Regions from separate parts of the Homo sapiens genome. Here region 1 is linked to region 2. The links are chromatin contacts, found by Hi-C or POLR2A ChIA-PET in ENCODE. All regions are on one chromosome and are shown on one strand. The core of a region is the stretch at or near the end of the contact, and the rest is flanking DNA. Distances in the headings are between cores, read along the strand shown. Region 1 holds the start of CHLSN-AS1 (CHLSN antisense RNA 1). Region 2 overlaps ADAP1 (ArfGAP with dual PH domains 1).

The links. A loop is a pair of places that touch in the nucleus more often than their neighbours do. ChIA-PET counts read pairs that join two places held with the same protein, here RNA polymerase II (POLR2A). Pooled maps may share reads with other maps.
Region 1: a map with no recorded cell type shows a loop between it and region 2 (1.8-fold over the local background). The contact joins the promoter of CHLSN-AS1 here to the enhancer-like site in region 2. A Hi-C loop is called at or near these places in 6 of 168 maps with a recorded cell type or tissue (B cell, GM12878, heart left ventricle and 2 more), 18 of 37 single-sample maps with no recorded cell type and 16 of 50 pooled maps. POLR2A ChIA-PET finds 5 or more read pairs at or near these places in 3 of 52 experiments (CD8-positive, alpha-beta memory T cell, GM12878 and activated CD4-positive, alpha-beta T cell).

Annotation. Positions count from the first base shown.
Region 1 is chr7:1,063,110-1,068,779 of GRCh38, reverse strand. CHLSN-AS1 (CHLSN antisense RNA 1) reads right to left here and starts at 3,049. Exons shown (of 3, transcript NR_187853.1): 1 at 2,696-3,049. The region is part of intron 2 of CHLSN (cholesin); the gene reads left to right. RefSeq lists an enhancer at 2,907-3,076 and a silencer at 4,133-4,427.
Region 2 is chr7:926,210-932,539 of GRCh38, reverse strand. ADAP1 (ArfGAP with dual PH domains 1) reads left to right here. Exons shown (of 11, transcript NM_006869.4): 3 at 5,896-5,987. Among named protein-coding and RNA genes, the nearest start is that of ADAP1, 25 kb to the left of the region's middle. RefSeq lists enhancers at 3,574-3,663, 3,919-4,505. Within about 2 kb of position 2,324, at least 5 of the 41 ENCODE cell types and tissues checked have a DNase peak (open chromatin) inside an H3K27ac peak, as active enhancers do; they include GM12878, where a contact is called at or near this core.

The DNA.
Region 1 (5,670 bases), core at 1,800-4,299, 140 kb before region 2:
ATTTGACTTATGACCTAAGTAGCTGGGCAGACTGATAAGAACAGACAAAACAAGCTATGTTGCAGACGAGTAAAACTTTCGTCATAGACTAAAAGTTTTTGGGTCAGGTGAAGGCAACTAAGCGTTGGGGGGAAGACTGGGGATGGGGAGGCCGACAAGCAGGCATCGGCAACCCAGGCAGGGGCCTGGTCTTCTGTAGCTTGCTGACCTAAGCAAGCAAGACACTGTGTCTTGGAAGTGGACCACTGTGTACATTATTTCCTTCACTGAGAACTGATTTTGCAAAGCCGAGTTTGTGTGACTGTGGAGGGCGAGTGTCCACACCAGGCAGCGTCCAACTCAGCGCTGTTTCTCAGACTGATGTCCCGGGGACAGTCACAGACCCCCGGGGCTGTCCTGCTCCCTGCCGGGTGGCAGTGACCATGGGGATGTGCATGAGGGCTCTAGGTCTGAGGGGTGGTTTGTCCAAGGTCATGGTCAGAGCCAGGACTGACACCTGGGTTCCAGCCTCCGTGCCAGGGGTGTGGCGTGAGCACCACGAGGGGAAACTGGGGACATGTGACACACTGCAGCGCTGAGGGGCCCTGTTCTGAGGAGCCAGTGGAGACCTGAGGACAAAGCATCCGTGTCTCAAGGCTTTGCCCTCTGCTAAGGTGGGCACTGCAGGGACCCCTGAGCTCCACAGAGAAGCGGACCTTACTGGGAGAGGAGCCTGGTGCGCAGGACCGTTGCTGGGGCCGCAGCGTGTGCTGCAGCGTCCAAACGCAGCTCTGGGTTTGTGACTGAGCATGGCGGTGATTCTGCCAGAGGCGGGAAGCCTCCCTGGTGTGCACTCCAGCCTGTGTGAAAACTGTGCCCCAAACCCTCACCTCTGGGGTGCACTCCAGCCTGTGTGAAGACTGTGCCCCAAACCCTCACCTCTGGGGTGCACTCCAGCCTGTGTGAAGACTGTGCCCCAAACCCTCACCTCTGGGGTGCACTCCAGCCTGTGTGAAGACTGTGCCCCAAACCCTCACCTCTGGGATGCACTCCAGCCTGTGTGAAGACTGTGCCCCAAACCCTCACCTCTGGGTGTATTCCAGCCTCCAACAGACTGTGCCCCAAACCCGCACCTCTGGATGTACTCCAGCCTCCACCAACAGACTGTGCCCCAAACCCTCACCTCTGGGGTGCACTCCAGCCTGTGTGAAGACTGTGCCCCAAACCCTCACCTCTGGGGTGCACTGCAGCCTGTGTGAAGACTGTGCCCCAAACCCTCACCTCTGGGTGTATTCCAGCCTCCAACAGACTGTGCCCCAAACCCGCACCTCTGGATGTACTCCAGCCTCCACCAACAGACTGTGCCCCAAACCCTCACCTCTGGGGTGCACTCCAGCCTGTGTGAAGACTGTGCCCCAAACCCTCACCTCTGGGGTGCACTGCAGCCTGTGTGAAAACTGTGCCCCAAACCCTCACCTCTGGGTGTATTCCAGCCTCCAACAGACTGTGCCCCAAACCCGCACCTCTGGGTGTACTCCAGCCTCCACCAACAGACTGTGCCCCAAACCCTCACTTCTGGGGTGCACTCCAGCCTGTGTGAAGATTGTGCCCCAAACCCTCACCTCTGGGTGCACTCCAGCCTCCACCAACAGACTGTGCCCCAAACCCACACCTCTGGGGTGTACTCCTGCCTCCGCCAACAGACTGTGCCCCAAACCCTCACCTCTGGGATGTACTCCAGCTTCTGCCAATAGACTGCCCCAAATCCTCACCTCTGGGGTGTACTCCAGCCTCCGCCAACAGACTGTGCCCCAAACCCTCACCTCTGGGTGCACTCCAGCCTCCGCCAACAGACTGTGCCCCAAACCCTCACCTCTGGGTGCACTCCAGCCTCCGCCAACAGACTGTGCCCCAAACCCTCACCTCTGGGGTGTACTCCTGCCTCCGCCAACAGACTGTGCCCCAAACCCTCACCTCTGGGGTGCACTCCAGCCTTTGTGAAGATTGTGCCCCGAACCCTCTCCTTTGGGGCATGTGGGGCCTTCCCTCGTGCCGGGCTGGAGGCTCAGGCTTAGGGATGGGCATCGGCCTCCCCAGCAGGCCCCTGGCAGACAGCTGGGGACGCAGTACCAAGGGTCTGGGGCTGGTGGTCTGGGAGCCTCTGGGCATCCCGTGGACAGACAGGTAGGAGGGCAGGTAGGTAGAGGGCAGGTAGAACCCCTCGTCCCCCCTTCTCTCCTCCAGCTTTTTCCACGTTGAGGTCTGGTCCTGGACTTCCCAACTTACTGGAAGGAATGGCCCGGGATCCTGGGACAGTTTGTAGGGAAGGGAAAGGCTGTTGAGCAGGGCCCCCCGCCGGGAAACAGGCAGTATCCTCCGCTCCCCTGTCCCTCAGCATGGCCCGGAGCTGGCATCTGTGGGCCACGATGGGCCCCAATTAGCCTGGCCCCAAATCTGCTAGGCGGCGTCCAGGCGGCGTGGGGGTCCCGTAGGAGCCCCGCCGGATGCGCAGACACCTACGGCCGCACCGTTGCTGCGTTTGTCGGTATTTTTCCCATTCCGGTCCCCTTCTGTGGGCCTGGGGAAATTCTGGGGGAGGGTGGGCTTTCTGGGCCGGGACCCCGCAGCGCCATGGAGCTTGTCCAGGAACAGAACCGGCGCATTCTCCTTGTCCTCCAGCCGCCGGCTGCCGGCGAAAGCCGTGGCGGGAACTCACCGAGTCGTGTCGGCCCCATGCCGCCTATTGAGAGGCATCCGTGCCGGCCGCGCAGGGCTCCCTCTGGTCCAGGCGCTCTGGTCCTCGGCGGGGCCCCTGCTCTCCTGGTGGGGCCCTGAAAGTGACGGCACCCCGACGGCCACTGGAGGGAGCTCCAGAACCGAGCCTGCCCTTGAGGCCGGAAACCGCGGCTGGCCCTGGAGCTGCCTTTGGATCGCGGAGTATTAAAAGTGCCCGCACTTGAAATCTTACTGCGTGTCCTGAAGAGAGCCCTGTCCCTTTCCCATGAGATGCTGAGCCGTGATCTGTACTCGGGAAGCACACAGATCTCCTGTCTCCACCCTGGCGTGTTCTGACAGGTGCAGCCGCTGTGTCACCAGCACCCCGGCAAGGGAGACCGCCTCCGTCGCCCCTCCCTGGCCCACGCCCTCCCAGACCCGGCCCTCGTCGCCGCTGTGTCGCTGGTGAGGTGGGTTCCCTGCTCTGGAGCTGCTGAAGAGGCTCCAGTACTTTGCACGTGCTCACATCTAGCTGTGTCCCCGCAGCTGCATGTTTTGTGAGGTTCACCCTGTTGCCGCGCCTGTCCCCGGTGGGTCCATTTCGCTGACGAGTAGCATTCCTTCGATGCGCAGGCCACATCTGTTTATCTGTCCACCTGTTGATGTGCAGTTGGGTTGTTTCCAGTGTTGGGCTCTTATGAGCAAAGCTGCCGTGAACATTTGTATACAGGTGCTTGTGTGGACTTCCGTTCCCATTTTTCTTGGGTAAATGTCTGGAATTGGGACAGCGGGGACAGATGTTAACCATGTTTAATTTTGGAAGTGGCTGCCAAGTGGGGTACGTTTTACCTTCCTCCCACCACCTCAGCTGCACACTTAGTGTATGCCAGTTGGCTGGAGCTGGGCAGGAAGCCAGCCTGTCCAGCCTTGGGTCTGGAGAGGGGCCCCAAGGGGTGCCGTGGCCCCTAGAACAGGATGGGGCCATGTTTCCTCCTGCCCAGGGCCTCATCGTTTCTCAGACTGGTGCTGGGAAGAATCTTCGTGCCCCAAGGGGCTCTGCAGAAAGCGTCCTGTGATGATTAGGGTTGGACAGCGGGGAACGCTGTCTTTTCTCTTTAGAAGCCTTAGTGTGTGTGGCACAGCTCAGATGTCCTGCAGAAAAGAATCGGATGCTGCTCGCTTGACCCGGCGTTTCCCACCCTCCCTCCTGGGGCCTTCTGTGCGCCCTGAGTGTGGGGTGGGCTGGGGCTTCTGGAGCCCTGGAGCCTGGCAGCAGGGGCTGCTCACTGCTGTGGGACCCTCTGGGCTTCAGTCTCCCTCGTGTCCATGGGGCGTCCCCCAGGGTCCCTGCTGGCCCCACATCCGACAGTCTGGGGCCAGGTGACTCGGCCGAGGGAGGAGTCCCTGCACCACGCTAGTTTGGGTGGATGCAGGGCTGGCTCTGGAGACTCAGCCTTTGTCTGCCGGTGCCTTTCAGGGTGACACTTGAGCTTTGAGCTTCGGTTCTCCTGTGTGAGGTCAGCTCGGGATTCCCTCCCTTCCTCTCAGGAGTCAGGGTGTTGCGTTTAGGCGCTGTGGGAAGCTCAGGGTCAGGGTCTGGAACCTGTCAGTGCCCCTGCTCCCCACCGCTGTTCCTTCTGCCCTCACCTTCCATGTCTCCTGCTGGGGGCAGCCTCCCTGCACAGCGTCTCCTCAGAGTCCCTGGAGCAAGGTAAGCCTTGTCTCCCTACAGAGCCACCATCTGCTTCCAAGAGTGGAGCCATCGTGCGTCTTTCCGGGGCCTGTTCTGTGGCTGCTAAGGGCCTGGTCTCCCCATCTTCACGTCACAGCCCATCAGGACCCGGCGCTGTGTCGGGTCTCCTACCCTGCAGCCGACGCGTGTGAAGCCTCTTCCGGTCACGGTGTTCCCGGGGAGGAGACAGACGTGTGTGTTTGTGTGTGTGCATGCGTGCTTGCATATGTGTGCATGCTTGCACGCATGTATGTGTGTGTGTATGCTGCCTGAGGCACACACATCTGTCTAAAGTTCGAGATGTTGAAGTGACTCCCTCCCCTCAGAGGCTGCCAGTTTTGAGTGTGGCTAGTCCCCCTGCCCCCCACCTCTGCAGAGGGAAGAACAGGCTGTTTCTGAGGGGTCTTCCATCTTCCAGGTGGGGACTTGCGGAGCTCTGACTTCTCTGTGGTGTGGTAGAGCTCGCCCTTCTGTGGAAAGAGAACAGCACAGGTACAGGGGTACAGTTAGATTAAGGAGCCGTGGCAAGGGCCCACATTCAGATCAAACCAGGAAGGACCTTACATCACTTAGAAACGTGGGCAGAATCCCTAAAGAGGCGCTTCTTTGGAGAGGCCAAGACGTCATTAAGATGGGAAATGCCTTAATCCTCCCCTGGCTTGGCACAAAATACCAGAGACACATGGCACCAAGGGCAGGTGAGGACGTGAGACCACACTTGGTGAGCGTGCGCGGCTGAGGCTGTGTCTGCCCGAGGAGTGCCCCACGCAGGGGCCCATGGTGGGCGCTGGGAGACACGGCAGAACAGCGCCGCTTCGTGCACGAACGCCTGAAGTTGGAAACAGTCCCCATGTTTGTCAGCAGCAGAGTGGACCAGTGAATTGTAGTGCCTGGAACCCGTAGGACACGGGACACGGGAAAATGACGCACACCCCAGGAGCAGCACAGGGAGCCCGTTTCTCAGGAGCACCCGATCAGTCACAGAGTGAGGAAGAGAGCCAAGGCAGTGAGCAGAGGGAAAGCCAGGGGCTTGCTTATGTTGCCAGACCGGCTGCCAGCCCCTGCCCAGTCCTTGTCCCAGCCTCAGGACACCTCCCATCTGTACCCAAAGATTTGCTGTTTGGGGACAGCGTCGCGTGGAAGCCCCAGATGTGGCCGGGGTCAGCTGGCAGTGTCAGAGCTGTGTTCATCTTGTGGTCCCCCAGCGAGTCAAGGTGGCTGAGCAGGATGGGGCGTGGGTCTGT
Region 2 (6,330 bases), core at 1,075-3,574:
GGTGTCCCGTCTCCAAGTTGCTCTGCCATCACTCCTGGAGGAAACAGCCCTGAGTCCCTGGAGGGCCTCCAGGGGCACAGACTCCTTGGCTCGGGGAGAAGACGTGGCTATTGTCCCCATAATTCCAGGGCAAACGGGGCAAGGGCCCAGGGGTGGGGCGTTCACTGTTGTTGGAAAAACCCTAAATGTAATCAGCGGGAGAGGACAGGGGCCAACTTGGTGCTGTCCTGATCTGCCTGGGGTGATGGCCGGAGAGGAAGGCTGGAGAGGAAGGCTGGGGAGGGCCCACCGTGGGTATTACCAAGAAACCCCTGATTCCTGCCGCAGAGGTCTGGTGCGATGGGGCCTTTGGGAGAGCACTGAGCTGGGGGCCACAAGGAGATTCCATCCCCATTCTGTTGTCTGCACGTTCACTGGTGCGATAAAAACCAAAGATGAATCTCAGGCAGGCCTGGGGGCTTGTCTCCTGAGAGCACCTGCACCCCGGCCCCCAGGCAGGGCTGGGTCTCAGCCCGGCTTCTTGCTGGGGACTCTGTGGGGCGGGAGCTGCACTGGGCCCCCCCTGGCTCCCTGCACTCAGGCCCCTTGGCCATTCCTGGGCTGGTGGTCAGCGGGGACATCCGGGGGCTAAGCCTGCTCCCACCCCTAAGGGAGAAACGGGCCTGAGGTGGCCGTTGCTGAGGACCGGACCGAGGTTGAAGGGCCAGGAACCAAAGATTCTTCTCTTCTTTCCTTTTCTTCACATTTTATGTTTTTTTTTTTTTTTCTCCCTACTTTCTATTCCTTGATAATACCTTTTAAAACAACTGCTTCCTAGAGATGCCGTTCACAGCCATACATTTCACCGTGTAAAGGGCACAGTTGAAGGTTTTTTAGTAAATTCAGAGTTGTGCAACCTTCGCTGAAGCCAATATTAGGACATTTTCATCACCCCAGAAAGGAAGTCCGTGCCTTTTGGCTCTTACCCCCGCCCAGCCCAAAGCAGCTGCAAATCCACTTTCTCTCTGTGTAGATTTGTGGGTTCTGGACTTTTAAAAACGGGATCGCACGGCGTGTGAGCTTCGGCGTCCGACTCCTTTCCCGCGGTGCCAGGTCCCCGAGGCCCATCACGCTGCAGCCTGTGTGACAGCTTCGTTCCTTTCAAGGCCGGAGAACATGCCTTGTGTGGATGGAACACGTTTGCTTTATTCATTCACCCTCTGATGGACACGTGGGTCGTCTCTACCTTATTTAATGTATTTCGACAATTTAGTGACACATTCAGCAGTTTCCAAGGACAGTCACAGAAGGGAGCTGTCTCCTTCCCTGTCTCCCACCTTTGAGCACCGTCCCCACCCTGGCCAGGCAGCCAGGGGTCTGTGTGGGCCTCGCTCCCTCCCTCCCTCCTTCCTTCCCTCCTGTCTTCCTTTCTTCCGTCCCTCCCTCTGTCTCTCCGTCCCTCCGTCCTTCCTTCCGTCCTTCCTTCCCTCCTGCCTTCCTTTCTTCCCTCCCTCCCTCCCTCAGTCCCTCCGTCCCTCCCTACCCTCCTTCCTTCCTTCCTTTCTCTTTTTTTTTTTTTTTGAGACACAGTCTGACTCTGTCGCCCAGGCTGGAATGCAGTGGCACTATCATAGCTCACTAAAGCCTTGAACTTTCAGGCTCAAGTGATCCTCTTGCCTCAGCCTCCCAAGGAGTAGCTAGGACCACAGGCATACACCACCGTGCCTGGCTACTTTTTTTTTTTTAGAGACAGTCTCACTGTCTCCCAGGCTGGAGTACAGTGGTGTGATCTCACCTCACTGCAACCTCCACCTCCCACATTCAAGCGATTCTCCTGCTTCAGCCTCCCGAGTAGCTGGGATCACAGGTGTGTGCCACCATGCCCAGCTAATTTTTGTATTTTTAATAGAGACGGGGTTTTGCCATGTTGGCCAGGCTGGCCTTGAACTCTTGGCCTCAGGTGATCCATCCCCCTCGGCCTCCCAAAGTTCTGGGATTACAGACGTGAGCCACCGCGCCAGCCCTGGCTAATTAAAAAAAAAAATTTTGTAGTGATGGGGTCTTGCTATGTTGGCCAGGCTGGTCTCAAACTCCTGACCTCGTGATCCGCCCGCCTTGGCCTCCCAAAGTGCTGGGATTACAGGTGTGAGCCACCGCGCCCGGCCCTGTGTTTTCTTGCCTGTGAACTCTCTTCACACCTTTGCCTGCCTTTCTGCTGCAATGTTAGCTGTTTTCATCTTCTAGGGGTTGCTGGTATGTTAGAGAAATTAATCTGAGATACCAAAAACATTTTTTTCTAGGTTGTCTTTCGAATTTGCTCATGGTGGTTTTTGCCGTGGAAATTTTTACTTCGACATAGTCAAAGTGGTCAGCGTTTTATTTTGTGGTTTTAGGGTCTATAGCATACATAAATAGGCCTTCTCTGCCTGAGGGTTTTTTTTTTTTTTTTTTTTTTTTTTGAGACAGTCTTGCTCTGTCACCCAGGCTGGAGGGCAGTGGCTCAATCACAGCTCAGTGCAGCCTCAAGCTCCTGGGCTCAAACGATCCTCTCACCTCAGCCTCCTGAGTAGATGGAACTACAGACGTGCACCACCACGCCTGGCTAATTTTTGTATTTTTTGTAGAGACGGGGGTCTCACTATGTTGCCCAGGCTGGTCTTGAACTCCTGGCCTCAAGTGATCCTCCCGCCTCAGTCTCCCAAGCGCTGGGATTACAGGCTTCAGCCACCACACCCAACCCTGAAGGTTATTTTTTAATAACAGCTTTGTTGAGGTATAATCCACATACAATTCACTCCCGTAAAGCGTACAGTTCAGTAGTTTTAGTGAAGCCACAGGGCTGCACGACCATCACCACTGTCTAACTTCAGGACATTTTAACGTCCCAACACAGCCGGTACTCACCACCCCTCCCATCACCACCGCCCCAGCCGTTACTGAATGTAGACAGAGCTGCTTTGTGTCTCTGTGGATTTGCTTGTTCTGAACATTTCAAACAGATGGAATCATGCAATACGTGGTCTTGTTTTTTTTTTTTTTTTTTTTTGAGACAGGGTGTCACTATGTTGCTCAAGCTGGTCCCGAACTCCCAGGCTCAAGCGATCCTCCCACCTCAGCCTCCCAAAGTGCTGGGATCACAGGTGTGAGCCACCACGTGCGGCCGATTCGTGGTGTTTTGTGTCTGGTTTCCTCCATGGGCACCGTGTGTCCAAGGATCGCCTGGGTTGTAGCGTGTGTCAGAATTGTGTTGCTCTTTTTTTTTTTTTTTTGAGATGGAGTCTCGCTCTGTCAGCCACGCTGGAGTGCTGTGGCACGATCTCTGCTCACTGCAACCTCTGCCTCCCGGGTTCAAGCGATTCTCCTGCCTCAGCCTCCCGAGTAGCTGGGATTACGGGCGTGCACCACCACGCCCGGCTAATTTTTGTATTTTCAGTAGAGACGGGGTCTCACCGTGTTGCCCAGGCTGGTCTTGAACTCCTGACCTCGTGATCTGCCCACCTCTGCCTCCTGAAGTGCTGGGATGACAGGCGTGAGCCCCCGCGCCCGGCCGGCATTCCTCTTTATGGCCGAGGAACCCTCCATGGTGTGGCTCGATCACATTTAGTTTATCTGTGGTTCCGTTCACGGAGCTGGGGCTTGTTCCCGTTCTCAGCTGTCACGAAGAATGTGCTGTGAACACTCATGTGCATGTCTCTGCGTCTTCGCGTCTCTTACGGTGCAGAGGAATCGCTGGACTCTATGGTAACTCTGTGTTTACCGTTTTGAGGAACTGCCAGACTGTTAGTCACCAGAGCCGGAGGTTCCCACCAGCAGCGTGCGGGGGCTCTGATCACTCCACATTCTCTCCAGCTCACTCCCCTGTGCCACTTTGACCTTGCCATCCTAGTGGGGAGAGGTGGTAGCTCATTGAGGTTTTCATCTGCGTTCCCCTGACAGCTAACAGTGTTGAGTGCCTTTGCGTGGCCGAGTGGCCATTTGTGCATCTTCTTTGGAGAAATGTCCGATCAAATCCTTCCCCATTTTTAGGCCGAGGTGGGACGATGGCTTGAGCCCAGGAGTTTGAGACCAGCCCGGGCAACAGAGTGGAACCCCACCTCCATTAAAACAAATTAAAAGTATACATATGCATGTAAAAGTAATTTTAAAAACCCTTACCCATTTTTATTTATTTTTTATTTTTACCTTCCTTTTTTTGCAGAGATAGGGTCTTGCTCTTTTTCCCAAGCTGGAGTGCAGTGGTGTAACCATAGCTCATAGCCTTGACCTCTTGGGCTCAAGGGATCCTCCCGCCTCGGCCTCCCAAAGTGCTGGGATTACAGGTGTGAGCCGCTGTGTCCAGTGGAGACATGGTCTTGTTCTGCCGCCCAGGCTGGAGTTCAGTGGTGCGACCATAGCCCACTGCGACCTCAAACTCCCAGGTTGAGGCCATCTTCCCACCTCGGCCTCCCTAGTAGCTGGGACTACAGGTGTGCGCCATCACACCTGGCTAATTTTTTTTTTTTTTTTTTTGAGAGACAGGGTCTCACTATGTTGCCCAGGCTGGTCTTGAACTCCTGGGCTCAAGGGGTCCTCCCACCTCAGCTTCCCAAAGTGCTGGGACTACAGATGTGAGCCCCTGTCCCCGGCTGGCCCTTGTTAATTTTTTCAACTTTAGAACCATTTCTAGGTAAAAAAATATAATAAATTCTGTTGCTGTTTTTTGGCAATTATTATAAAAAACATGTAGACTCCCATAAGGAGACATTTTTCTACCTCCCTGTGTCTCGGGTCGAGGCTCTCGTCCTCGGGAGCACACGCCAGTTTTCCCTTGGAGACCTGGGACATTTCTCATCCAGCCACTCAGGTGATTTGTCCTGTTGCTGTTGGTGACAGGATCTCTCCTTGTATTTGAGTTTTCTATGGAAAAGCCATTGGTTTTCGAATTTTAAATTGGTGCCAGCCTCTTGTTGCTTGTGATTTCTCCAGCTGCTCTTCTGGGCCCTCCCTGTTTACTGCCATGTGATCCTCGGAGCAGGGTGATGTCAGGGGACTTCAGTCTGGCTGGGCCTGGCTGCGGCCTCAGGCGAGTGGTGTTCAGGAGCTTGAAGGTGCAAACAGCAGCTGCCTTGGGGGCTTACAGCATAGCAAGCAGAACCTCTCCCATGCCCTCGGGGCTGGCGTGGGGTGTGGCGGCCCCTCCTGCTGCTCAAGGCTCACCATACCTGGCTGGCGGCAGGGTCATTGCCAGCGTCCACCCTCAGGGCCTTTGCGCCTGCCAGGAGCACAGTGTGCGTGACAGCCTCCTGGAGCACGAGCCTCCTGGAACGACAGCCTCCTGCAGCACCTCCCCTCCTTCACGGCGCCGTTTCCTTCTCCCTCAGCCTGTTTCGTAAACATGTTCTGGGTCCCTGCAGTGTGTCCCTGCAGAGTCCCCTCAGAGACTCTGTCCTAGCCACATCTGGGTCTCTCGCTCACCAGCCCATCTCCAGGCCCCCGTGTCTGGCGCCTGTTGGCTCTTTGCTAAATGTGAGCTGGGGAGCTGGGTGAACGAGGAAGCCCTCGCTCTCTGGGGCAGAGATGGGGGTCACAGGATGCAGCCAGCTCTCTCCCACGGGACACCCGGTGTGGGTGGACTTGGGGGTTGAAACGGTGGGGCAAACCTCAGACCCATCCTCAAAAGGGGCCTGGCCCCTGGGCCCCCTTTGCCGGGACCCCGTCGTTAGGGACGCTGGCTCCTTCCCTGTCCCAGGGGAGGGTCGATCACTCAGAAATGGTGTCCCTGGGGCAGGAGGAGGTGGCGTTCCCGTCCTGGTGCTGGTGGAGCCCTCAGAGCCTTGGGTCTGCGGGTCACTGTGGTGACGGCCCCAAGGGCAGCTGGCACCTCCTAGGCTGCCCCTGGGACCCCAGGCCTCTGACCCGGCCCCTCCTCTCTTGCAGTTCATGGCCTCCCACGGGAACGACGCCGCGAGAGCCAGGTTTGAGTCCAAAGTACCCTCCTTCTACTACCGGCCCACGCCCTCCGACTGCCAGTGAGTACAAAGGGGCCTTGTCAGGGCCATGGTCAAGTGCTGGGTGGCTCCGAGATGGCCCCGGGAGGACCCGGCAGGGTGGGGAGTTGGGTGCCGCCCACAGGGTCGGGGAGAAGCCAGCCGCAGCTGCGTCCCCCAGACCCCGAGGTGCCGCCTGTGTCTGCTGGCCACCACCGGGCTTTGGTTCTGGGGCGGGGGGCGCTGGGGTGGGGCTGGGAAGGTCATTGTGCATCAGTAGCTACAGCCCACCCAGGTTCGCTGAGGCCTTGGGGGTCTCGGGTGGATCTGAGGGGCCCTCCCAGGTGCTCCTGGCGGTCTGGGAGGGGAACGGGAGGGGCGGCTG